5 separate regions of the Homo sapiens genome follow, and all the other regions are linked to region 1. Evidence: chromatin loops called from intact Hi-C (ENCODE). Cell type or tissue: PC-9. All regions are shown on one strand. Region 1 holds the start of MIR3167 (microRNA 3167). Region 2 overlaps LOC101929473 (a long non-coding RNA gene). Region 3 overlaps KIRREL3 (kirre like nephrin family adhesion molecule 3). Region 4 overlaps KIRREL3 (kirre like nephrin family adhesion molecule 3). Region 5 overlaps KIRREL3 (kirre like nephrin family adhesion molecule 3).

Region 1 (5,000 bases):
ACCAAGGTTACAAGTGAAACAATTCTACTCAGAAGATGTTGGAAATGTTTTACAAGGCTCTGGCACTGAGTACCCTTCCATTTAAGAGTAGAGAATATCATCAGATCTACCTGTATGTTCCACACTTTGGCCTGTTCTCTTCAGGAACTGGTGGAGGCTGGCAGGACAAGCTCAATGATGAAGCAAAACCCCGATTGTTCAGCAAGAAATAGACAGTGTTATTTCCATGACTGCGGATATGTAAGTCTCAAGTCTAAGGCTGGCCCACTGAACAGTCTCTCATTGCTGAGAGTGTTCTGACTCACGGTGGAATTCAGGCCATCAGGAATGTAGGAGTCAATTCCTGAGAAATGGGTTAGAGAGTAGACTAGATGACGTCCAAAACCTCTCCAACTGTAAGATTCTCTGAATATTATCTCTTAGCAACAATCTATTTATTTTGGATGACACATTCCTAGGGAGTAGGTGATGCATTCTATTTGCTCTTTGCCAGCAAATTTTCTTGTAGGTGCCTGGCAAATTCTTTTGGTTGTTGAGGGTGTTGTTAGTCGTGGCAGTAATTATGTTCTTATGATGATGATGGTGATGATAACTAGCATTTGTGTAAAGCTTCATAAGTTGCAGAGTGGCTTTCACAAGCACTACCTCATTTCATCAGCAGAAGTAATGAGAAGTGGGCATTATTGCTGTCATACCCCCAGAGAGGTTACTTTGCTTGACTAAAGTCATTTTCAGTCTGGTTCACTTATTCATGTGCCTTGATGTTCCTCAAGATGCTGGTACATCCAGCTGTTCCACATCAACACTAAAAAATGCAGGAGAGTATCCTAAGCTGTGGTGTCATAAGACAGGTCATAGTCTTATAATTTGTGGCAATCCCCAGTGTCTAGGACTGGAAAAGGATTTTAGGGAGTTTCCTATGAAAATCATGCATCCGAATCCCAGGTCTGACCTTCGAACAAGGAGGCAGCATTGTAGTTCAATTTCTTTTTTATTCCAGACTCTTTCTGAGTCAGTTTCTTTATCTTTCTGGCATTCAGTTTTACCTCGGGGTACAAAGTTTCCAGAGGAAATAACAGGCCAGGCTTTGGGGCTGAAGAGTAATTAAGGACATACTGCTTGAGTAGCTCCTTTTGTGGCTGTTCTGACAAATAATAATAATAATAATAATAAAAAGGAAGGAAGCAAAGGCAGGGACTTTGCTTCTCTTAATTGGTTGATTAAAATCCAAGTCTTTTATCACCCCTGGTGTCTAGCACACTATTGGGCACATAGAAGGCTGTGAATAAGTGTGGAAATATTGGAATGGAATGAGGGGTAATGAGAGGAGAAGCCAGCAGTGCTTGTAATATCAGCACATGGAGAGATGCTGAGAGGGCCCCTGGCAGGAGGCAGAAGAAGAACCTGACTAAGTGAAGTGTGGACGTGCCCTGCAGGAAGTTGTTCCTTTCTGGAAGGCTTTGAATGCCCTTTGGGTCACCAGAGACAACGCCAAGAGAAACAGCCTCTGCCAAGCCACCCACTGCTCAGCTTCAACAGGAAACCATCGCGTCCTTCTGTTCTTTAATGCATGTCAGTGCCCATTTCTGTCAGTCACCTGCAAATGTCACAGGTGACTCGGCTCTGGTGCAGTGTGACAGTCCACCTGTCACCCTTGGCAATGCTGGGAGCAATGACAGCTTCAGAGTAACACTGGGGCCCGGTTGGTTCATTGCACAGGAAGCTTAGCACGTTCATCCGGGAGTGGCAGGAGGAGTGATTCCCACCCTTCCCTGCCTCACTGACCTTGTGGCAAAGAAAGCAAAACCACCACTTAATCCCTCAGTGGTTGCGTTCCCTAAATCCTAGGACCTGCACTTTTTCTGCGTCTTGCTAGAGGACGCTGGGGTCCACCCCACATTCACAAGGAGTTCTGTTTCTTCAGGGAGATGCCCTCTGAAGCCTTTTTCTTACATAGGAAGCTGCACCTGAGTGAGGGGCAACTGCGGAGGCAGAGAGGAGCTGTTCTTCTGAAGCCGCACCAAGAGCTGGGGCACTATTTTGGGCCCTGACGCCAGGTGAAGGCTGCAGTGCCTCAGTCAGCCTGATGGTGGCAGCAGCAGCGCTTGCAAAGCCCTGAACCTGCCCAGAGAGAGCAGAGCCCGGGAGGTCCCTTAGGACGGGGAAGGGGAAAGCCTAGTGGCTGCCGGGAGCTGGGAAGGGACGGGAGGGATGGGGGGCTCTCCTCCTCGCCTCTGGGTGGTGAGGGCAACGTTACAGATGGCGGCGGCTCTCGCAGGAGGCGGGTTCCTCTCTCCTGATTCTGCAGGGTGTGAGGGTGGAGTGTTTGAGGGGATCCGGATGAAGGGTGGCAGCAGCTAAGGGGGTACAATTGCAAATGCTCAGAGGGGCTTGAGAGAGCTTCAAAGAGAGGGAGCGAGGAAGCTCAGCCCACCACACGGGTTTCCCTGCCACAGGGATGATGTTTCTCTCCTGTATGTGAAGGTGAGTCCTCCCCAGCAGGGGGACCGCCAGCCCAGAGCCCCTACCTCTCCCTAGAGCCGCCTCCAGGCCTGTGCCCCCTGCCCCGCTCCAGGCGTTTTCCCTTCCACAAGGAGTGATTCCACCCTTCCAGGGTCAGGGAGCCAATATTTCTGTTGTCATTCCCCGCAAATGCTGAAAAAACAAAACAAACAGATGCTAAAATGAGGCTTCATTATTCCTGATCTCCTGGGCAGGCTGTGGAGGTGCTACTCTGTTTTCACCTCTGGATGGTATTACTAATTTCCAACAACACCATTATAAAAAACCACCACGGGCCATGGCTGTTTGAACATCCTTCCAGGCAAGATAACTGGATCCTGGCCACAGGCCCTGGAAACAATGGCCTTCATGCTGCAGGAGAGACACCGGGGGAACCCTGTTGGCCCTAAGACTTCGTTCCCCTGTTGGCCCTAAGACTTCGTCATGCCTTTCTTTACCTCCAAGGGGATGGCGGCTCACCTTTTTTGCCACTTGATAATTGTGACGAGATGTGTCTGAGATCCCGAGTTGATCCACAGGCAGCGTGAACTAAGATAGCGGGAATAGAATGAAGGAAAGGTGCAGCCACCATGGGAACAATCCACTCCCTTGTCTGGTCTGCAGCCTGAGTGGTTGGTAGAGCTGGCGGTTTATGTTACCTTTGGCCTTTCATTCAGTTTTTCTGAAGTTGCTGGAGGGATTTTCTATACGGTGTGCTGAGACCCCAGCAGCTTCCCTCAGCTGACTCACCATCAGAGTCCCTTGCCGCTCTCTCTGCATCAGGGTGAGCTGCCACTGCCCCCTTCGTCCCCACAGTGCCAGCCTTTCTGGGCAGTGGAGTTGGGCTGAAGGCAGGATTGCTGTCTTCATTTTACTGATAGTTCTACTAGCAAATTCCAGGTGACTTCTTCAGCATCTCTTGTAGAAAAGAAAACTTTTTGCATAAGTTTTGCAAAACCTTACTTCAAACTGCAGAGTTGATGCTACAAGGGTAGAAGAGGAAACATAGAGCTGCATAGTTTGAGAATTTACTGAAAATAATGGGGACTGAGCTCCTCCTCAAATTAAAAGATGTTATACCAACGAGGTGTTTGACCTTGGCCCTGCTGTCCCCCGACCCCTTGATTTGGCCACTTTTTCCCTTTCTCCTTTCACCAAGAGCTGCGTTAGTGTTTTGGGATACCTTAATAGAAAGCTGAACTGAGGAGGGAGGAGAGTGGTGAGAAAAAAAAATCAAAACCTGTAATGGTTTCAGTGTGCTGGCCTCAGCATGTTTCTCTACCCCCGAAGCCTTGTGATTGCTGAATGGGGACCAGCCACGGGGAGATGGTACTGAGGCCTGTGGCCAGGCCCACTGCTGAGTTTTGCATGCATTCCCTTATTCCATCCCCTAGCAATCTAATAAAGTAGGGATCCTTAGACCCATTTGCCGATGAAAACTACTGAGGCTTAGACAGATTCGGTAACTTGCCTGAAGGTCATTCGACTGGAGAGTCAAAGACCTGCCAATCAAACACCCTTGTGCAGACCCCTTACAGCCCTTGCTGCTGCTCCATTCAGGAGCCACCTCCAGGCCTATGCCCACCTGTGCCCTCGACACGGCTGTGGAGGCACCAGTATTTCTGAAATTCTTTTTTCTGAAATTCTTCAGGAAGGATTTCAGAAATACTGGTGTCCCGACAGCCGTGTGACCATCAGCAAGCCACAGAAACCCCTGCCCTGGCCGGTGGGTCCCCTCCTTCATAGCTTGTAGGATTTGGGACGGAGAGCTGATAAAAATGGAAGAAAACCTCTTCCCCCAAACAAAAGCTGAGTAAGAATTTGAGAAGCTTTCCTCCATGGCTAGCGACTGCTCTCTGCCTCCACAACCCACTTCCAGTATAGCTTAACATTTTGAAAGCCAAATGCTGATTTCTTTAAAAGAATTCATCATCACCCAGCTTCCCTTCAGTGGATTAAGAAATAAATAAATAAATCCCATTCTGCTTAGGGAGAGTTGAGCCTTGTGGTAGCTGTGTGCTGGAAGAATGGAGCTACTCTACATAAAAAGACTTTCCAGAACTTCAAAACCCTCCTTTTCTGTCAAGTCTAGAATAGTAAAAATATCAGGAGATTACGTGTTTCTGAAATGATTAATAATGGTTATTAGGGGGAAATAAAAAGACTCTTAGAATGTAGGAGAGCCTGAGTGTCATAGAGCCTATGATTCTTTTCACTTTGGTCTCGGCTGGTACAACTTACCTTGTGTCAGAAATCATTTTAGAAGATGGCACATGTCTACCCAGGCCATGCTTAAAATTGTAATATTGGTTTAAGATAGACACTTATGATAAACTAGCAAAACATGAAAGTTCTTTGACGTTTTCAAAGCTCCTTTAGATCGAATCAGAGCAATACAGAGGAGGAATGCAAGGAAGATAGATCTCTGCATAGAATACTTCAAATGCCTTCTTTTTACTTCAGTGGGACATGCCGTCATATCAACAGAGCCTTGGCAG
Region 2 (5,000 bases), 85 kb before region 1:
CCAGGCTTGAGTGAAGTGGTATGATCTCGGTTCACTGCAACCTCCACCACCTGGGTTCAAGCAATTCTCCTCCCTCATCCTCCCAAGTAGCTGGGATTACAGGTGCCCACCACCACTCCTGGCTAATTTTTACATTTTTAATAGAAACTGGTTTCACCATATTGGCCAGGCTGGTCTCAAACTCCTGACCTCAGGTGATCTGCTCTCCTTGGCTTCCCAAAGTGCTAGGATTATAGGTGTAGGCCATCGCACCTGGCCTTCCCCATCATTTTTGCAGTATCACTTTGCTATTTGTATACAGGCCAGAGGAAGAAGAGGATTGCGTAGGAGGCTTTATCTACACTCCCATTCTCTTGCTTCGTTATGGCTGTGAAATAAATTACATGATACTCTGAAAAAAGAGGGTCAACCCCTTTTAGGGTTGGCAGCTGGTGTTTAAATCCTGATTTTGCCTCTTTCAAGCTGTGTGATTTGGGACAGGTAACAATTGCCCTGATCCTCAGTTTACTCATTTGTTAGTTATTTGTTTATTCATTTGTTAAATTCATTTGTTAGATGACATTTATACCCTATCAGATATGATCGTGGTGAAGATTAAGTGATACACTTAGCCCCCAGCATATTGTAAGTGCTCAGTAAATGGTAGTATAGGTATAAAAGTAGAAGCCAGAATTGCATGTGGAAGTCAGACCGGGGCCACCTTAAGTTTAACCCTCCTTCTGAGTTCCAGACTCTTATTGTGAAAACTTTTAGGTCACTTTGTTTTAAATGGAATAAATCTTAGAAATTATCCTTCAGGATCAAAATTATCACAGGTGACATATTGGGTTCCAGCATTAACTAGGCTGACTCCAAATCTGATATTCCCAGGCTTCTTTGGGTTGCTTTTTTTTTTCCCATAATACAACCTCTTGCTCCATTTTTTCTAAAGTAGGACCTTGCACCCTGTGCTCCCTGGGCTTCCATACCATGCTGCCTCCCAGGCCCCAGCTCCAGGCTGTGACCCCCTCTATTCCAGGAAAATGCAAGCAGTCTGCTCTCTTGCCATATTAAAGTTGTGTCATAACACTCTTGAGATGGCAATTTCTTTTCTGTTGTTCTGTTGAATACATTTTTAAAGAAGATTCCCTCGGCTGCTGGCTCCTCGCTTTTCTTTCTGGTTAGATGCAATAACTACAATCTTGCACATACTTACAAGTCAATTTTCCTTTAATGATGATTTTACCTGCTCTGAAGCTTATCAGAAGGAGGGTTCATGCACCTCAGGTCTCGGCTTGAAGCTTTCAGTGGGCCGCGGCAGCTGTTCTATAGGCAGTTGCACCTGTTTTGAATGTCATCAATGTAATGCTAATATGCAGAGCAATTTGTGATGCAAGAAGCCAGAACCAACAGTGAAAGAACTGTGTTTAGGATTATAAATCACTTCCCCATCAGCTGCTGAGCTTCCTTTGGGATTCAGCTGAAGAGGTTCTGCAGGCAGTGGGACCCTGCGGCATTCCCTCTACTAACTTCTGTTCTCTGAGAGAGGGGTTGAGAGGGACCTTGTTAAATCTGGGCAAGAAGGAAATAGAGGTGGCTAAAGTGGAATAGAGACCATAAGTGGAAGTAGGGAGGAAGGGAAGGAGAGCACATATGAGGCATAAGTCCCCAAATAAACTTGCTGAGATCTGCTTTAGCAATGGCTGATAGCATTTGCAGAGGTTTGAATGGAGAGTTACAGAAGGGCTGCTCTACGTCTTCCCAGGAAGAAAGGCTCCATTGGGGTTCATTCGAAACTAAAGTCTATAATCCTCATCTCAAGCAAGGCTCCACTTCAAAGTGTTGCTCTTGTGACTTTGAATTAGCCTATTTCCATTAGCAAAACAGGAGGGGTAAAAGTTCAGGGTGCAGAACGAATCAGTGATAGTCTGGTTAGTTCAGAAGCTGAACTTCTTGACTTCCGTGGTCCTCCTAAAATGCAATCAGGGCATGGCTGCCTCAGTGAACAAATCTGTAAAATGGATCCAATCAATTTAATGAGGGACCAGGCCTGGAGAGTTTCTCTCTAATGAGAGCTTTGCTGTTTATTAGGACCAAGCTCACCTCCTCTCTTTTTCTGAGGAAGAATGTGGCTGGATACAGCATAAAACAATACACAAGCACAGGACGTAGCTCTCAAACAACCACCCTTTATGTCACTTAAGTTGCATGCTCACCACAAATTCAAAATAATTTTGGAATTAGGCTGGAATACTTTAGGCCCAAGCATATAATTCACCCTGGGTTTGGCAGTGCTGGTAACCCAGAATTTTTTGGAAAGTTGTCAGAGAAGATTTGGGTTTGGTGTGACAGACACAACAAGCTGAAGAGGGCAGGTAGAGAAGCTACTTTATGTCTAAGCTGCTCCTATGCAAGAGTTAAGTGATGGTTGCTGTAGTCCATCAGCTTCCTGGGATAAACAAGGTGGGGCTATCTGCTACATGCAAGATGCCCGTCAACATTCTGCTCCCGCAAGAGCTTCTGTAGCCATTAAGAGCTAAATAAAAGCATGAGGTGGCATATCTCAAATGCAAGACATTGGTGCTTGAGTGCTGCAAGATTTGTAGAGAAGAACTTTTAGTCGGGGAGGGAAAGAGGAACTGAAACCTGATCTGAAATGTGAAGAATTACAGTGGAAGTAGGGGAGGGCATTTCAGGCAGAAAGAGTGGCGTGAACACAGTGTGGCGATAAGAATGAGTATCACACCTCAGGGAGACATGGGGAGGGCAGTACAGCCTAGAATGAGAGAGGCCTTGGTTATGGGGGAGCAATCAGGGCAGGCTACCAAAAGGTCATGGAGTCACCATGCAACACAAAATTAGAAACCCTAAACCATCGGTCTCAGCACTGTGGGCCTGAGACGCAGAGAGTGGGGCATGGGGTGGGGCACCCACTCACAGATTTACCACCTCAACATGCAAGTCTGTTCCCACAGCTGCAAATAGTCTATTCTAATCAACACTAGAGGGGGTTAGCTGCCAGCATGTGAACCCTCAGGTGTCTGCGGTAAGGCAGCTGCACTAGCGCCACACACTCCCAAGCTGACTCATACTTGTGTCTGGTGACAGCTGGGTCTCATCTGTCCTGAGAACAACAATGAGAATCACCCAGAGAGTCTGTGCAAGAATGTCTCCTAGTCCAATTTCTGGTATGATTGTTTTCAAAGCTGCAATAGAACTCTAGTCCCCCTGGATTTCTTGAGGAGAAAATAACAGTTATTTACTTATTGAGTCTATTAAAAATGCACCCATTATCTGAATGCCTCTAGGCAACCGCACAAAAATACATTTTTAAAAAGATGAGAATCCAATTAAGCAAAGATGCAGATGCTCCTGCAGCAAGTAGGCCAACGAGGCTGTTCCTGAAGGGTGGATGACAGCCCAGGAGCAGGATACCCTTGCTCGCCAGTCAGTGCACCCAGGTTCCTCTAAGCCAGAAGGGGAGGAGCTGCAGAGATGCAACCATCCACCCTGTGGTTTCCCATTCTCGTGCTCTGTTTCTTGCCAGCCTTGGACTTCTACCATAGCACTCAGACTGAGCTTAGTGTCTGTGATGAGGTCAGGAAGGAATGCAAGGTAGCTAAGGTAGAAACACCTAGGTGGGAGGTTTGGAAAATGCTGTTAATTAGCTGCCTTGTATGTTATTTTGGCTTCTTGCTCAGCCACAATCTGAAACATTTTTACAGTAGGCTCTACTGTTCCTACAGAAACCTTGTGAGATAGTTAGTTATCTTGCCAAAACTCGCATCTGATGATGTCACTCCCTACTGAGTCTCTTCCCAGGTTCCCGATGCTTTAGGGTCCAGATCCCTCCTCACATGATATGTGTTGCACTTTGTGGTCAGACTCCAGGCTAAATCTCCTCACACACCCACCCCAACCCCACTCTAGTCACACACAACTATCTGTAGGTCTTCAATCTGTTTCAAACTAGTCTACACCTCTAGGTCTTTAAAAGCTATCTTATCTCTATATTATCAGTATCATACCTTCTGCAACTGGACACTTTTTCCTCACCCTTCAGGTCAGCAGAGGCGCCATCTACTCCTGGAAGACTTCCCTGGCCTTCCTTTCTGGAACAAGTGCTCCAAGTCCCGGAGAATCTGAGCACACTGTATTGTAACCTCTTGCTGACATGTCTGTCTCTCTGGTCAGAACGTGAGTTACTCAAACAGCAGGTCTTGTCATTCTGCTTAAGTTTCTCTGTGCCTAGCGGAGAGCATCAAAGCTAAAATGAAGTCTTCCTCTAAGACCTAGTACTGAACCTTGAGTTCTTGAAACGTCAGGCTCTCCTCTCCTGTAAAATAGACATTATAATATTAACTGCTGCCTCATTTTAAAAACTGTGAAGTTGTAGTGAGACATTAAATAGAGACAACAAACCTCAGCATCTTGTGCCTGGTGCATGACCACTGTCGACAAGACAGAGGGAACAGATACGTAGCATACGTCATTCACTTTTTCCAAAGAAGAGACTGAGCTCAGAAAAGCGAACTTACTTGCCTGCAGTTGCACAGTAGATAAGAAAATGGCAGAACTACAATACAAACCTGGCCTTAGCTGGCTTCAAAATCCTCCTCATTTTCTGTGCCATTCACAAGCTCTGCAGACCAGAGATACAACTCACTAGCTGATCTCTGCTCAAATGGCAAACCCAAGGCAAAGTCACCCCCTCTACAGGAAAATTCAGAGTTTCGGGTTCTGCTGGCTGAAGAATTCAGAAAACTTTCTTCGCCTTGATTCTCTATTGCCGTGATTCCAAAAACATTTGTTTATTTCTGTAGACATAGTTGTTCATATCTGGGAAATAATTTTGTTTACTGAAATAAGCAATGGACTGGGAGTCAGCTACTACTCAATAAAATGGCATTATTTATTCAATTTTTTCCCAACCCTTCCTTTTCCCCATTGTAAAATAAAGATTTTGGAATGAATCACCTCTATGGTCCCATCCATCTCTAAACATCAGTTACATATGTGAA
Region 3 (5,000 bases), 380 kb after region 1:
GCCGAGATCTTGCTGCTGCACTCCAGTCTGGGTGAAAGGGCAAAATTCTGTCTCAAAAAAAAAAAAGTTAACAGCACAGATTTTGGAGTCAGGTCAGGCCTAACTTTGTAACTGAAACAATGTGTGACTTCGGCCTCATTTACTTAACCTCCCTGAGCCTCAGTTTCTTCATCTGTAAAAGGAAGATGATCATTGCACCTTCCAACAACATTGGGTTGTTCTGAGGATTCGTTGAAGTCATCCACATAAAATTCTTATCTCGGTGCCTATCGCATCATCAGGTTCTATTAATGTTAGCTGCTGTTGTTCATAATCAACAGAAAAAAACTGACACAGTAAGAATGTGCTGGAGCTGCGAGTGGCTCTCAACTTTTGCTGTATATTAGAATACTGGGGAGCTCTGAAACCTTGTAGCCACACCCCCATACCGATTAATCTGGAATCTCTGGTTGTCAGGTTTTTCAGACATCTCAGATAATTCCAATATGCAGCCAAAGTTCGGAACCCCCAGAACACGATCCCAGTTCCAGTTAGATTTTATACAAGTGAGCATGCATCGGAGGTCCCCCCAGAAAGGAGCTGAGCTTAGTGCAAGGCTGTCTGATCTCAGGCACATTCCCCTGCCCCTCTCTCCCAGCAGGTCCCCCACCCACTTAACCTTTCACGAAGCCTCTCGGCCTCACATTCACTTCAGGTAGGCTGCAAAGGAGACCGTCCTCATACATGTCCCGAGGCAGGAATAACTCTGGTTGCTTAACCACAGTTGTCATACTCAGGAGAGACGAAAGGAAATCATAAATAATAGATGCTACATAAACAAGGTCCAATTAACCCAGCCACCAGCCCGGGGGGAAGACATACATTAGCCCTCTCTGCAAGAGGCTAAGGAGAGACATTAGGGAAACTGCCTGGAGCTTCACAGGTGTGGCTGGAGAGTCTCTCCTTCTGAACCCAACCTTCCCCGCACCCCTTTCCTGAGGTCCGGTCTCAGAGCGGGGAAAACAAACCCAACCTGGGCTGGGCGGTGGTCAGGTCTCGCTGCAGTGCTCCTCAATTCAGCACAATTCCATGCAGAGTTGAGTGGGCAGTAACTTTAGCCCTGTCTCCGGGTTAGTTTTCCATTCTCCTAGCATACTAATTGCATCACATTTCTCTTCTGCAACAAATACCCCTCTGGCCTGATTGTTTCTGCTACCCACCCTGTACTCTGACCCACAGGAAGTCACTTGTTTCTCAGGGCTAACAGCAAGCTGGGCTCCAGAGCTGCTTCTCCATCCCCTCCCCTCCTGTCCTGGACATAGGTCTCATCAGGCATCCCCATTGCCCATCTCCACTCCAGAAGTGCACTCCCAGCAGTTAGGCCCCAGGAAATGCAAGTCACCTGTGCCAGTTAGCAGTTTGCCAGCAGGCCCAATGCTCTGCCTCTGGACAGCCCCCTGCCTGCCTCCAGGAGGAGTCCTCAGTGCCTCTGGGACCACCATCCCTTAGCCAGGGAGGGCTGGGAAGGGGGCTCCTACTGCAGCCACAGGATTTTGTGTATGGATTAGTCCAGGGTGATTATTGAGCTCAGAAGAAAGCAGCTCGTGATTAAGGGAGCCATTTGGGGAGGGGAGAGGAGGGAAGAGGAGGGGAGTTTCTCAAAACACCTGCCTGGGAACGCACTGGAGGAATGCCAGACGCGCACCTCCCACAGACAGAGGAAGGGCACCAGGGGCTAAACCTGGTGGAAAAGCAAGGTTAGTGAATTTAATGAGGTGATCTTAGGCAGCTTAATTCAGCTCGATAGCCTGGGGCTAGAGGAGGAGCCCCCGCACAGGAAGTCAGAAGTTGGGCCTGCACTAATTAGATTTCACAAATGCTGCTGTTATTCAGCACGTTGTTCCAAACGCCTGCCAGGTGGATAGGAGGCTCCCAGCGGGGGCTTCTGAGACCGCCCCCTTCAGCTGCCTCCTGCTTTTCTCTCCCACCTGTCCTGGCCCACCATGGCCCGCCCCCACCTCCAGCTGCATTCCTGGAATTGGCACCCAGCTCAGACTCCACCTGGGCCCACCCTGTCCCACCTGTGGGGTGGTCTAAAGGGTGAGGATGGAGCAGCAGCCACCAACCCTCCCTCCTGGGTTGGTAAGAGACAGCACGGCAGGCACGGGAGATGATGAGAAAGGCCCTGGAGACAGCTGACGTGCTCGTTCCTCGGGCCCTTGCTGCGATGGGGCTGAGCAGTTGCCCTAGTGCCTGGGTGGATCCCTTTTCCCCAGACTTGCAGCTGCAGAGCTGACCCAGTAGTGATGTTCGTCCTTGCAGTGGGTGGCAACTCTGTCTTGATTGCAAGTGCTCAGCAACGCTCCCTATTCATCTGTGTACCCTGCAGGGCTAAGCAACTCGGCCCTTCAGCAAATCATTAGGACTAAGTTTCTCCATCTGTAAAATGGCTAATTGCAGAAGGCCACACAGCAGCAGGGACCCAGATAAAGCTCTTGCAGTAGGGAAGCTTTGTTTTGTCCTCGCTAGCAGCTGCCCTAAGTGTTACAACTCAAAGGGCAGAGGAAGCCACTTAATGCCTACATGATAATAACAGCGATCAATTAATAATGGCAATAATGGTCTTTGAACGTGGAGCGCTGCTTCTCTCCAGCGGGAGCCCAGTTCCTGCTCCTGAGGGACAGCCCCACCTGCGGAGAGGCTGCTCCCTCCAGTGGAAGGAGGTGGTCATGGTCACCGAGAGTCAGCTCGGAGCCAGATGTGGATCTCTCCTTCCTGATCTCTCCTCCAGCCCTTCCTCTCCCAGCCAAGAGTACTCATATTCACATTAGAAAGCAGCCCCAGCCATAAGAAACCCGTTCTGTCTGCCCAAAACCACACCAAATGTGTTATGGCGACTTCCTCGCCTTGCCCCTCTGGCCGCAGTTTTTCTTCCTGTACAAGGAGGTGAGCCAATCTCGGCTCAGCTACTCCATCGTTTCCCTGGGTTTAGGGAGTGGAAGCCCCCAGGTATTTTCCTGGCTTTGCCCCTCCATCCACTCTGACGACCTCCTGGGAGGCCCTAGCTACTCATAAGCCCCACGACAAGCCCTGTGGTTGGTTCTTGGCTGCCAGAGAGAGCCCCTTGGAAGAGAACAACTGCTTAATAAGGATAAACATGTGGCATGCAATTTAAAAACCCTGGAATACCCGGCCATGTGATAGGCAGGTTCCAAAGCTGCTTACTTCAGCTAGAAAGCACTGCCTGGCCACCCCCGCCCCTTCCCATCATCTGAGCTTCTCCCCTTTCCCATCCAGAGTCCTCCCTTGACCCCCCAAATCCCTTCCCATCTTTAATCAGTCTAAGCTTTTAAAGAAAGAAAAAAAGAGTGCAGAAGAAGGCCAGCATGTAGAGGTATGGCACTTAGGGATGTTTTAAGGCCCCTGCAGAGTTCAAGGAGAATGTCCCAAGAATGTTAAGCATGATCCCTCCCCTGGGTCTCTCCCCTCACTGCCAACCTTGAACCAAGTTATGCAGCTTGGAAACTGACTGGAGTCCTCCGGTTCCCTCCCTGGAATGTCGAGGGTCTCGGCCTGGTATCAACCCCTGGGGTGTGTAAGGTCATCTGGGATGTGGTCTGGAGACCACCCTAAGGTGGGGAAATGTGGAAGGCAGTTCCCAGAGAGCCCGGACTTCCCTCCCCCATGGCCCTGTGAAATCGACAACTTAATAATTCTTAACATTTATTGGGTCTGTGTTCCAAAGGATGTACATGTCATAATCTGCTCACTCCTCACAGCTCCATGAGTTAGGTATTATTTCCCCGTATTTTACAGACTTGGAAACTGAAACACAGAAAGACTACATAAATTCTCCAGAGTGACACAGCTAGTAAGTGATACACCCGAAATCCAAACCCACACTCCAGATCCACTCTCATAAACACCATACTAAACTGTGCCTTCATAAAAATAATATTTTAACATTAATAATACTAGTGACTCTGATTTGAGTGCTTTAGATGCTGGGTGCCTGCTAAGAGCTTCCCATGGCTTATGCTGGAATGCTCGAAACAGGCTCTATGAAGCAAATATGATTATTAGCTCCATTTTACTGAAGAAATGGAGGCTCAGGGAGATTGAATAATTGACTTAGTTACAGAGATAATGAGTGGTCAACTGGGATTCCTTCCCAAGATGGCCTGCGTCCCTCTGGACCACACTATGGCTCACTGCTCCCTGCCAAAGGGGCCATTCTGTGTGTCACTTCCCTGAGGCAGAGAATGAACAGGAGGAACCTCCAAGGTTCCCTTCTGCCCTTTGTGCCTCTAATTTGATCCCAGAGGAAAGATGCAATGAGAGGACTCCCTCTGCTTAACTCCCAAGAGGGACCATGTCCCATGCCCTCCAGACCTCACTCTCTACCCATATGCCCCATGCTTTCCCCACCCCATTCCCACTCCCAGCATCCCTACTCAACTCAGGCGGGACGCACAGCTCCAGGCCCAGCATGACGGATATGTGTGGCCAAGAATGGCAATGTATTTATTAAGTGAAACCGACAACTTTCATTAACCCAAGTAGACATTATTAAAACGCGCCGGTTGTCTCTGGGAAATGAAGTGCCCAGCACAGGCTGTGAGCAGAGCTCCTATTTGCGTGCGCCAAGCTGCTAAGTGTGGGCTGTGCCTCCCTCCTGGCATCCTGAGTCTCATCCATCATGTCCCATGAAGTAGGTCCCATCCTGAGCCCCCACACCACTTCACAGCAGTCACCGCAGGACTCCTCCCCCTGAGCCTCAAATCCCAGACCCAAGTGGCCTGAGACCTGGAGACCATGGGTGCTCCATTGCTCCCACTCCCGACGCCTGAAGATGAAGCTGCTCACTGGGACCCTGATCCTCTACATTAAGTGCAGCACATTATACCTGCCTGGAATCCTGGCAGTGACTAAGGAGGCACCAACTGCAAATGTGACTTGGTAAGATCCCAGGAGTCGGTCCCTAGATATAGTTATCCATGGGGCCCCAACCTGCTGCAGAT
Region 4 (5,000 bases), 72 kb after region 1:
GTCAGCCATGGGAGAGCATATCAGATTGTGCAAGAGCAATAATATATGGAAGTGAGCAGCATGAGTTTTGGGGGCAGATTCTTAACCAAGCCACTCCCTGTCTGTTTGACTTTGGGAAAATTACTTCATCTTTGAAAACTTTCATCTGTACAATAAGAAGAATGACAAGTGACAAGTACGTCATGGGGTTGATATGAAGATTACATGATATAGTTAAATGATAAAATTAAATGCTATCATTATAAACACATTTAGCATCATATCAGGTATGTAGTCATTGTTCAATAAATGGCACACAATTAGCAGTAGCATTGTTACTGCTTAGTAGTATCCTCCTATTGTTTAGTAACAATATTGTTACTCTTAATACTGTAGTAGTGCAGTTACACTATTGTTACTGGAATATTCTGTATTACCCCAGGCCTGCTCCAGCAAATCCTGTCTGTCCTCTTTGGAACTCTTAACCTCTAAAACTTCTTTGCATGTAATCTGAAAGTCATGCACACCTATTTAGCCCCATGCTTACTGTGCACATATCAGGGAAAGGGTTTCTCTCCCAGACCACAAAGACCTCAACTGTGTGAGTTCAAGAGCTTCTGCACAACTGGTGTCACCAAAGTGAAGCATGTCCTTGGCCACTGCAGCTTAAGCAACCAGAATAGCCCAACCCCAGCTCTGTTATCTACTCCAGCCAGAGAATCAGGCTTGTCTCTGATGTGTTGCAGGCCTTGGGTGGTGACTGGACATCAAGGACCTGGTTATCAATTATTCTAATTGTTATTCCTCACTGCAGCCAGAACTACCAAGGTTTAAAGTAGTTTCCATCCTCCAGATCCGTAAACTTGCCCTTGGCTTGTTGAGCCAACCATGCTACTTTAACAGAAGTGATTTTAATTACTCAACTGGAACTACAGAAAGGAGGAAGTGAGGAGAGTATGTGGCTGTAATCAGTGTTTAACCAAGGGGCCCAGCTTGCTCCTGTCTTAGGGGCAAAGACATTAGTGATGGCTGCACCTACCACAGCGCTCAATCTCATCCACAACATGGGAGCATCCACACTGAGAAGTCAGGCTTATCGAAACCCACAAAAGCACTATGCCTTAATTCTACAAATTATGCATGTATTTATCACTTGAAAGGTATGAAAACCTAAGTTGATGTTAAAAAATCATATCTCCTTGGGTCTGTAGCAATACATCATATTATATATAATATAGTATTAATACACATAATAATACATATATACATATATATAATACAAATAATAATATAATATGATGTAACAATACATATCTTATAACATATGATGTTATAACATATGACGTTATAAAATCATATTTCCTTGGGTCTATGCAATATTGTTACATTGTTAAAATACATGTAACAATACATTCCCCATCTGGTGTCATAGGAATGTCTTGGCAGCTAGCTCCCCATTCTTTATAACATGCAGACATCAGGAAGGCCTTGCACACCCTGCAATTGATTACAATGGCTGCCTGGCATCCAATGCAGGAAAAGATTTTGAAAAGGGGAACTATCCTTGATTAGTAATGTCTGCCATGTCACAGAGATGAAGAATGGAATAGCCTTTCTATGTATTTGCAATCCCTTTCTTAGATTATAAACTCCTAGGAGGCAGAGAATGTATCATTTTAGTTCTCTGTGTAAATGTACCTAACCTATGTCATGAGTGGATGATGGTGAAGAATGTTTATGCAAAAACGTAATAATTCAGCTAGTTAATTAAAATCCGGTAACTGCCCTCCACCACAAGCTTGCTTATCACCCTGTCAGAGGAACAAGCAGCTTAGTTTACAAAGACTTCACTCCTTACGCTAAAACTACCTGGATGGTCTAAAGCACTGTCGTAAATATTCGGCACCAAATTGCCAAAATAAATGCAGGGGGAGGTACCATGGTGTGGCAAAGTCTTCTCATCTACTATTAAATCATGTTTATTTGCTTACTTGCAATTCACTGGATCTGCCCAGCATCTGGGGATGTTGCTGAGGCCCAAATGGACACACACATGGGAGGGAAGCACCATGATGAGCGAGTAGGCAATGAACATTTCTTTTGCCTCAGTAACATCCATCTCCCTCAAGTCGTGTGTCCTTCAACTGCCATACCGTGAGTCTCTGTCTTCCCTCTGAGAGGCATGCATATCATTATGGGCCAATCTCGTATTTCTGAGAATGCACAAAACCAGTTTCCCAGGCAGCAGTAAACATGCCAGAGATCAGTGTGGAGTCTTATGGAAACCCAGCTTGGAGAGATGAGTCACAGCATCTAAATTCTGCTCCATCACTGTAAGATGTGTCATCACACACCAAGTGAAATCGAGTTCAACAATTACCAAAGCGTGCAACTGGGGTGGAGGAGGGAACAGAAATGCCACTGTTTTTACCATCTCGTTCTTCAGAAACGCCACCTCAATTCTAAAGTCCATGCCTAAGGTTAGACAATGAGTGGAGTGGCAGAAAAGTATTGGTTGCCAATGGAAATAGTGGCAACCACCTCACTATTGGTTTCTAGTGTGAGTGGTTTCTAGTATATGGTTTCTAGTATGTGGTATACATATATGGTTTCTAGTATGAGTGGAAGCAACTCATACTAGAAACCAGATTGCACCAGGTGATCATTACTCACTCCCCACACAGCCTACAACTGAGCAGTGCTCTAAGAGAGGCAGGATAGGTGTGGAGGTGCTACGTGGTTTGGAAAGATTTTTGTTGTTTGCAGGTTTTTCCTTGTTTTTTTTTAATTTTTTTATTGTGGTAAAATATATACAACATGAAATTTGACATTTTAACCACTTTTAAGTATACGGTTTAGTGGCATTAACTATATTGACAATGTTGTGCAACCATCACCACTATTTATTTCCAGAACTTTTTCATCACTGTAAACAGAAATTCTGTACCCATTAAGCAATAACTCCCACTTCCTTCCGTCTCAGTCCTGATAACCTTTAATCTATTTTTTATTTTTATGAATTTGCCTATTCTGAATACTTCATATAAGTGGAATCGTACAATATATATCCTTCTGTGTCTGGTTCATTTGATTTAGCATAATATTTTCAAGGTGAATCTTTAACATACTGTGTATCAGAATGTTATTCCTTTTTATGGCTGAATGATATTCCATTGTGTGACTATATCATATTTTGTGTTTGCATTCATCTGTTAGACACGTGGGTGACTTCTACTTTTTGGTTATTATGAATACTGCTGCAATGAACATTGGTGTACAAGTTAAAAGAATTTACATGTATAGGGTGACCAACTGTCCCCGCAGAAACAGTCGTAGGAGAACCAAGCTGGGGGACATCCTGTCCCCTTTTGATTATGCCTTACAGCTGAAGAATCAGGCATGAAGAGAGTCTGGGACACTGGACTAGGCACATCACCCTTCTAACCCCTTTCTTTCTGCAGGTGCATATGTGAGAAGTTTGGACCATGTAACTAATGCTTTATCCAGCTCCAAAATCTCTTTTCGAAACCTAAATTCATACTTAGAAAGACTCCAGCTAACCTTCATTCTAAGTTAGAATATCCCCAGGTTGGAACTTCCTGTCCCGTGATCTACATTAGCAGGTTTTTTGTTTGTTTGCTTTTTAAGGGATAGCAAAGACTTCTGCAGTTAAATCACACAGCCTGGCTTTCTGTACCGATCAGTTGAGTTTGATACCCTAAACATAGTCTCGGAGGATGTTAAGAAGTGTCTTTCTCTCTCCCTCATATTCCTTCATTTTGCAGTTCGTAAACTATGGCCTTTCTGAGTTGTCCTCACAGTGTGGTCCCAGGGCCGGCAGTACTGACATCACCTGGGTACGTGTTAAAAATGCAGATTCTGGCGGCCCACCCTTGGCCTACAGAAGTGACACTTTGAGGATGGGGCTCAGCAATTTGTGTTTTAATAAATCCTTTGGGTGACTCTGATATATGCCTAACTCAACCTTCAGAAGCACTGGTCTATATGAAAACAGCACATTCTGAGACTCAGGTGATCTGAAACCTACTCCAGTTTTACCACTGACCAGCCATAAGATCTTAAGTTATTCCATATCTGGGCTCATCTGCTTTATAAATAATCTAAGGATCACCCTACCTTTGCTACTCATTCAGGGTATCATTAGAACGCTATTAATCACTAGGTGTGGAAGCACTGTGAAAGGCTGTATATGTTTTACATATGATTAGAATTTTATTCACTCCTTCATTCAACAAATATTATGCATCATCTACTATGTGCTGGAGACTGTTCTGTGGCTGGGGGAGGTTGCACGAAGAGAGCAGATGAGGCCCTGCTGTCATGAAGCCTATATACAGACTGGAACCTTTGTGAAGAATTTTTTTTACATTTGCAAATGGTTATGTGACCCATTTCAAGACTAGGTTCAGATCTGTTAAGAGAATAAGAGAATGTGAAATGCTCTTACCTAAAGGTAAGATCACTTTATGTCAGAAATAACAAAGAATGGGTTGACTACAATGTGACTAAAACAGTTATCAGCTACCAGGAGAGAACTTACAAAGAGATTTTGAAAATACAAAGCTGAGCCTTGGCCTGATGAGGGCAGGAGAGTTAGATGAGTGGTACTTTAGTGCTCATTCAGCTTCCAACACTACAGTTCCACTCTTCATGTGAGTCAATGATACTGTCTCGCTTGGACAAAACTGGATTCTACAGAGAGGCAAAGGAAGCCTATGATGCCTGAATTCATCTCTCAAATCACAGTTGACCACGTCTCTCCTGTCTGAGATCTGGGCCCGATGAGGATACACAAATCTTCATCAGCTTGATGGATCTCAGGACGAATGTTTAGAATTGGGGATTTAATCCTTAGCCACCATTATTTACAAGCAGCGAGCTTTAAAAAAAAAATACAGAGCTGAAATTCAATTTCCTAATTTTAATGAAAAGAAATGAAAAATATGCTGGGAGTGGGGGAAGAATGGCTCAGGAGAGTTATTGGACTTCAAAAACCCTCA
Region 5 (5,000 bases), 270 kb after region 1:
AGAGCTGGCCATTTGTGTCAACAAGGAGTTGACCATTGGATTTGTCAACATGGAGTCATTGGTAATTTAGGAAGAAGCCGTTTCAGTGGCGTATTTTTAGATTTGAGACAAAACCAGAATAAGTGGGTTACCGAGTGTCGGAATGAAGGGAAATGCGTTTGTCTAGATGAAGGAGACAGTGAGAGACAGCTCTTCTGAGTTCTGTAAAAGAGAACACAGCAAAGGAGGTATAGCAGGAGGAAAACAAACATGAGAAAGGCTTCTCCATTTTAAAAAAGTTAGAGATATTACAGCATATTTGTAAGAAGATGATTAAATAAAGGGGGAATGATGACTCTGGAGGGAAAGGAGACAAAGGTTTCTATCAACGCCCTTGAGTGGGAGAAGGGGGCTGGGATTCAGCATCAGAGAGGAGGGCTTGGCTTCCTGGGGCAGAAAGACTCAGTGAGGCCCCCTGTATCGTATCAATGGGGCTCCTGGCCGGGGTGGTGTGACCCTAATCCCTAGCCGCTCTGCCCATAGCTTCCCTGCCCCTGGTGAACTTGGCAAATCACTTATTGTCTAATTCTTAGGTTCCCCATCTTAAATATTAACTTACCATGCCCACGGCAAATGATTATTATTGAGAGTAAATAAAATATGTGTAAAGCACAGCACTTATCCTTAATAAGTTAAAGCTAGATCCTTTCTACCTTCCTTCCCCAGTTTGCCCTCCAGCATTTCTCTGAGGACCTCTGACTCATCCAGAGAAACTTGGATGGCCCTTCTGCTGCTAATGCTGCTTAAAGGCCAGCAGGGCCAAAAGCAGGCACAGCCAAGTGTTTCCAGTGCCCCCAAACACCCTCGTCCTTATATTTGTCTCAATAGCTTAGTGTCTGTGATTTGGTGAGTCATCTTTCTATGGCAATTTTTCATTTCCGTGCAGCCTCTTGGAGTTGGGTTCCGCAACTTGCACCTGCATGCAGCTAGGATCTTCAAAGAGCTGCTTCCCACTGAGTGAGCCCAGCCAGGGAGCCCCTGCCCCTCCCTCAGAGCCATAGCACAGAAGAGGTGGGTGTCTGGCTGCAGTTCTGGGTGGGCCCGCCTGCCTGAGCCTGAGGCAGAGGGCAGAAATGTGGCTGCAGGAGATGGAAGGGTGTGAGAGAGCCCAGAGCTGGGATGCAAGCCCTCCTCTCAGCGCAAATTCCGGTGATGCTACCTTGCCCAGGTAGGAGATCATTGAATCTCTTACCCAGAAAGACAAAGCTCTTGTCATGAGGCAAGGGATATTTTAACTTCTATCCATGAACCTCCCAATGAAAAAATGTAGAGTTCTGTCAAAACAGGTTAGCATATTAGCAATCACGGCTCACTACCATCTGTATTTGTTCCATTTGTGCCGTTTATGATGGTTATCCACATTAATTATTTCACTGCTAAAGTCCCTTCTAATTTCTGAACACTGTTATTTCTAAGAAAGATGGATATTAGATATGCCACACATCAGCGCAGGGTGGCATTACAGCATGCCATTAAGTTCAGATGCTGAGGCTCGGCAGAAAATAATTTTGCTATTTGTAATTGCAATAAAGTGTTTTATGTTGTGGCTCAACATGAAGAATAGCACTGATGGAAGCTGACTACTTAGTTTGGCAATGACTCTGAACTCATTAAAACAGACGAGAACCACTAGGTGGGGGTGACTGGCCAGCAGGAGGACAGAGATGAGTGAGGATGGAGGACAAGGTGTGTGGTGACAGCCATTCCCAAGCCTGGCCACGCCAACCTGCCTGAGCAGAGTCTACAAGGAACAGTTCCCCGCGAGAACTTTCAAAGCATCTGAGTCAATAGATCTAGGGTAATAGGGTAAGGCATAGCCAACAGCTGGGACATTCTATCACTGCTGGTTCACATAGCCACTTGTACAACAGTGGCACCTTCAGAGCAGTGACCACTGTCAAAGTACTTGAGTTTATAAACTATAATCACGCTTCCACTATTTCATTAAATAACATGACAGCCTTGGACGGGAGCTGTTATTGTTAGCATATCCAAGACACCATAGAATAATTAGCTTCTCTCCTAACTCCCAACCTCAGGCTTCCGAAAGGATGCCAGTGGGTTCAACAGCTAAAGTCCAGCGAGGACAGCCTTGAAGGTAAGGACCAGCGTGAAGGTCTAAGGAAGGCAAAGAAATCTCCCTTTGTGGCGTTCTTTGTTTTAAAGTGATGTTTGAGATGGTGATCTGACCTGGGTGAGGAAGAATCAAATGCTTCTTCCAGAACCCTTCCAGTTCAAGCACGTGTTCATCCTCCCATTGGTCATTCATCTGTCAAAAACGCACCAAATCATCTTGGATGCGCTGAGCTCTATGCCTGCCCTAGGCTCATTCCCGCCTTCCCAGGTAACCAGGGCAAATGAGTCAGCAGCCAACAAGCAGGGGAAAGGAAACAAAACAGGCACCCACTGCAAATAATGGGTGGATCCCATCTAGATGAGGTCCAGTATAAAATGAAAATCAGCTAGAAAGAATCAGCTGTTACTCTCCCCCACACTTCCCCCCCCCCCCAACACACACACACTCACACTCACACTCAGGCTAGTAAATACCTTCTTTGACTGATATGGCCAGTTTTCAGATGCATTTGGCTGTTTCTTCCAGGGTGATAGCTCCCCCTGGTGTTTGGAGGCCCAGGTTTTCACAGGCCACAGTGAGTGTCCCCAGGAATCTTCTGTGCTCCATCAGTATCACTTAGATGGGAGCTAGAGATCCATAAAAGTCAGTCCCTTCCTGTTTCCCTGGGATGTGGCTGACCTGTGTCATCTGAAACAGGCTTTGTCCCCTGAGCTCCAATCCTAACCTCCCTACAGCCTCAACGCTGTGGTTCTGGGCAAAGTTATTGAAACTCAGAGCACCCATCCCTCACCTATAAAAATGAGGGAGATAACACCAAGGTGGTGTTAGCATGAGATCAAATAATAATGAAATGACACCTAGCTCAATGCGTGACACCTAGCAGGTGCTCCATACATATTAGCTGCTTTGCTCTTCTTAGTTTAAGAGTTTCAAAATCTTGCTCTCCAGCTCCCTCCCTTCCTCTTTCTTCCTCCGCCTCCCTCTCCTTCCCAAATCTTTATTCTAACCTTACTCTTTCTTTCATAGCTCCCTCCTATCTGTTCCTCCTTCTCCCCTCCTGTCTCCCTATCACTCTCTCCATCTCCTTTCTTCTTTTTCCTTCTTTCTCATCACCTCCCACATTCCCCCTCACCTCCCTGTCTGCCTCTTTTCCCACACCTCTTCCTCCGCCCTTCTCCTGCCCAACCTCATGCCTAAGAACTAACATTGGGTGTATGGAGGGTACTCTCTGAAGATAAATTGCATCCTGTGCTAAGTCAGAGAGGAGCCATTTTTCCACTAGTCAATAACACTGCAGATTGCTCTTGCATTCTTCAGAGGAGCACCAAGGGCTTTTCTGCGCTCTTGACGGTGGAACACTGGCCTCTCTGCAACCGTGTTCATCGTGGATGGTGTTTGAACATTCTCTGTCTTCCCTCTTGCTCTTGTGCAGTCTCTCTGATGTTTGCCTCCCCCGCATTCTCTTTCCTCCTTTTGCCTGCCCTTCTTTTATTTCTAATCTCATTTTTGCTCTTCTCTTTAGTATGTTTCACGTGCTGTAGTCCCTTTTCCTCTTGTTTTTGATTTGCAAAATGGTCCACGTTCTCCTATATTCCCAAACTGCATTTTCTCAAGCAGCCTGCAATATTTCTTCCCTGTCACTGTAAAAGCTTTTTCATCTTCATTTGGAGCCATTTGCCCTGATCATTTCTTTCCTTAAGATCACAGTGATGAGCCCATGTGGTCTTGAGCTGTCAACAATCCCCAGGAAAGGAGAGCACTGACTTAAAACTTGCATTTTAATTTGGAGACCCCCTCAGAGGCTGGCCAGGGCAGAGCAGAAGCACAGCAACTGTCCCAGACCAGCCCTGGTTGTGCACTGAGATCTTTGGGAAGATCTGAAAGGAAGGAACCTGAAAATGCTGAATAGTTTTCTTCCCCCACAAAATAGATGGGGATAGCCTGAGTAGCTCAAGACTGTTTTTCTCAACTGATTTCTTCCTCTACACAGTTCCCTTGAAAGAGGAAATAAACAATTATCCGGTGGCAAAACAGAGACTCTATTAGTTGTCTGGGCATTGTCACAAGGTGAAAGTGTCACAGGCTTGCACAAGAACCTGATCATTAGGAGGATGGAGTCCCCAGCCATGCAGCCACACAGAAAGGTGGGGTGTGAGTTTAGAATCTGAGAAAAAGATGAAGCCTGAGTCTTCACCCTGTGGCTTGACGCCTCGGGTGCCTGGGATGGGGAAGCAGGAGGAAAGTTCATGTAAGTAAAACTCCGCTGATCACCCAGCAGGGGCCTCCTTCTCTATGGTGGGATTTGGTACATAAGCCCCCACCTCAGGCAGCTCAGGGATATCCCACATCTTCCCTCAAAGCAGACCCAGAGACAAGGATTCAAATGCAAGTAGTTTGTTTCAGGGGGCGATCCCAGGAAACCCTGGTAGGGGAGGGAGGAAGTGAGTAGGAAAGGAAGGAAAGACGCCAGTAAAGGATTCATCATCATGTAGATACCACTGTGTGCAACTGGCAGTCAGCCCACCGTGCAACTCTGGGACGTGGCATTCTCCCCAAGGAGAAGTGAGGAAATTGGGGCATTTATCCCCACCAGCCCCATACCTATCATGTGTAGAGGGCTGCCTCCCAGGGCGGAAACTCTCCAGCACATGCCATTTGCCCAAGACAGAATGAGCATGTTCCCAAATGCCCCCCATCACATCTCCGTGACTCCATCACACCCGCTGTCCCACAGAGAATCGCAGGCATTAGCACAGGTTTCTTCTGCATGTCTAGTTGAATGCTAAGGGGCTGTGGCCAGAGCTGCAACAGTATCAGGGCTCGGCCTGGGCCACACGCTCCCCTCTTTATGCTGCTCTAAGCCAGGGGTCTACATGCTTCTACA

Evidence for each region. Peaks named below come from ENCODE experiments on the same cell type or tissue, not always from the same donor. Only the 100,000 strongest peaks of a DNase experiment are listed, where the experiment ranks them.
Region 2: it touches region 1 in a loop (11-fold over the local background); 6 of 110 quality-filtered maps call a loop at or near these places.
Region 3: it touches region 1 in a loop (15-fold over the local background); 57 of 110 quality-filtered maps call a loop at or near these places.
Region 4: it touches region 1 in a loop (3-fold over the local background); 3 of 110 quality-filtered maps call a loop at or near these places.
Region 5: a loop joins it to region 1, with 13 times the contacts of the local background. A loop is called at or near these places in 77 of 110 quality-filtered maps.

The regions. Positions count from the first base shown.
Region 1 is chr11:126,987,645-126,992,644 of GRCh38, reverse strand. The region is part of intron 1 of KIRREL3 (kirre like nephrin family adhesion molecule 3); the gene reads left to right. MIR3167 (microRNA 3167) reads left to right here and starts at 4,103; the gene lies at 4,103-4,187. It overlaps LOC105369558 (a long non-coding RNA gene), which reads right to left and starts at 214. Exons shown (of 2, transcript NR_188549.1): 1 at 111-214. In PC-9, CTCF peaks have their summits at 1,863 and 2,064 (motif pointing right); no DNase peak of the experiment used is centred here; H3K27me3 peaks cover 2,678 bases.
Region 2 is chr11:127,072,304-127,077,303 of GRCh38, reverse strand. The region is part of intron 1 of LOC101929473 (a long non-coding RNA gene); the gene reads right to left. Among named protein-coding and RNA genes, the nearest start is that of KIRREL3-AS3, 72 kb to the right of the region's middle. In PC-9, CTCF peaks have their summits at 2,751 and 2,963; no DNase peak of the experiment used is centred here; H3K27me3 peaks cover 1,771 bases.
Region 3 is chr11:126,605,163-126,610,162 of GRCh38, reverse strand. All of the region lies in intron 1 of KIRREL3 (kirre like nephrin family adhesion molecule 3), which reads left to right. The region is part of intron 1 of KIRREL3-AS1 (KIRREL3 antisense RNA 1); the gene reads right to left. Among named protein-coding and RNA genes, the nearest start is that of KIRREL3-AS4, 45 kb to the left of the region's middle. RefSeq lists enhancers at 909-1,593, 1,594-2,279, 2,280-2,965. In PC-9, CTCF peaks have their summits at 2,479 and 2,681 (motif pointing left); no DNase peak of the experiment used is centred here; H3K27me3 peaks cover 4,851 bases.
Region 4 is chr11:126,915,255-126,920,254 of GRCh38, reverse strand. All of the region lies in intron 1 of KIRREL3 (kirre like nephrin family adhesion molecule 3), which reads left to right. All of the region lies in intron 2 of LOC105369559 (a long non-coding RNA gene), which reads left to right. Among named protein-coding and RNA genes, the nearest start is that of KIRREL3-AS2, 23 kb to the left of the region's middle. RefSeq lists an enhancer at 2,442-2,491. In PC-9, no CTCF peak of the experiment used is centred here; a DNase peak (open chromatin) is centred at 2,294.
Region 5 is chr11:126,714,297-126,719,296 of GRCh38, reverse strand. The region is part of intron 1 of KIRREL3 (kirre like nephrin family adhesion molecule 3); the gene reads left to right. Among named protein-coding and RNA genes, the nearest start is that of KIRREL3-AS4, 64 kb to the right of the region's middle. RefSeq lists an enhancer at 2,509-2,803. In PC-9, CTCF peaks have their summits at 2,482 and 2,689 (motif pointing left); no DNase peak of the experiment used is centred here; H3K27me3 peaks cover 3,685 bases.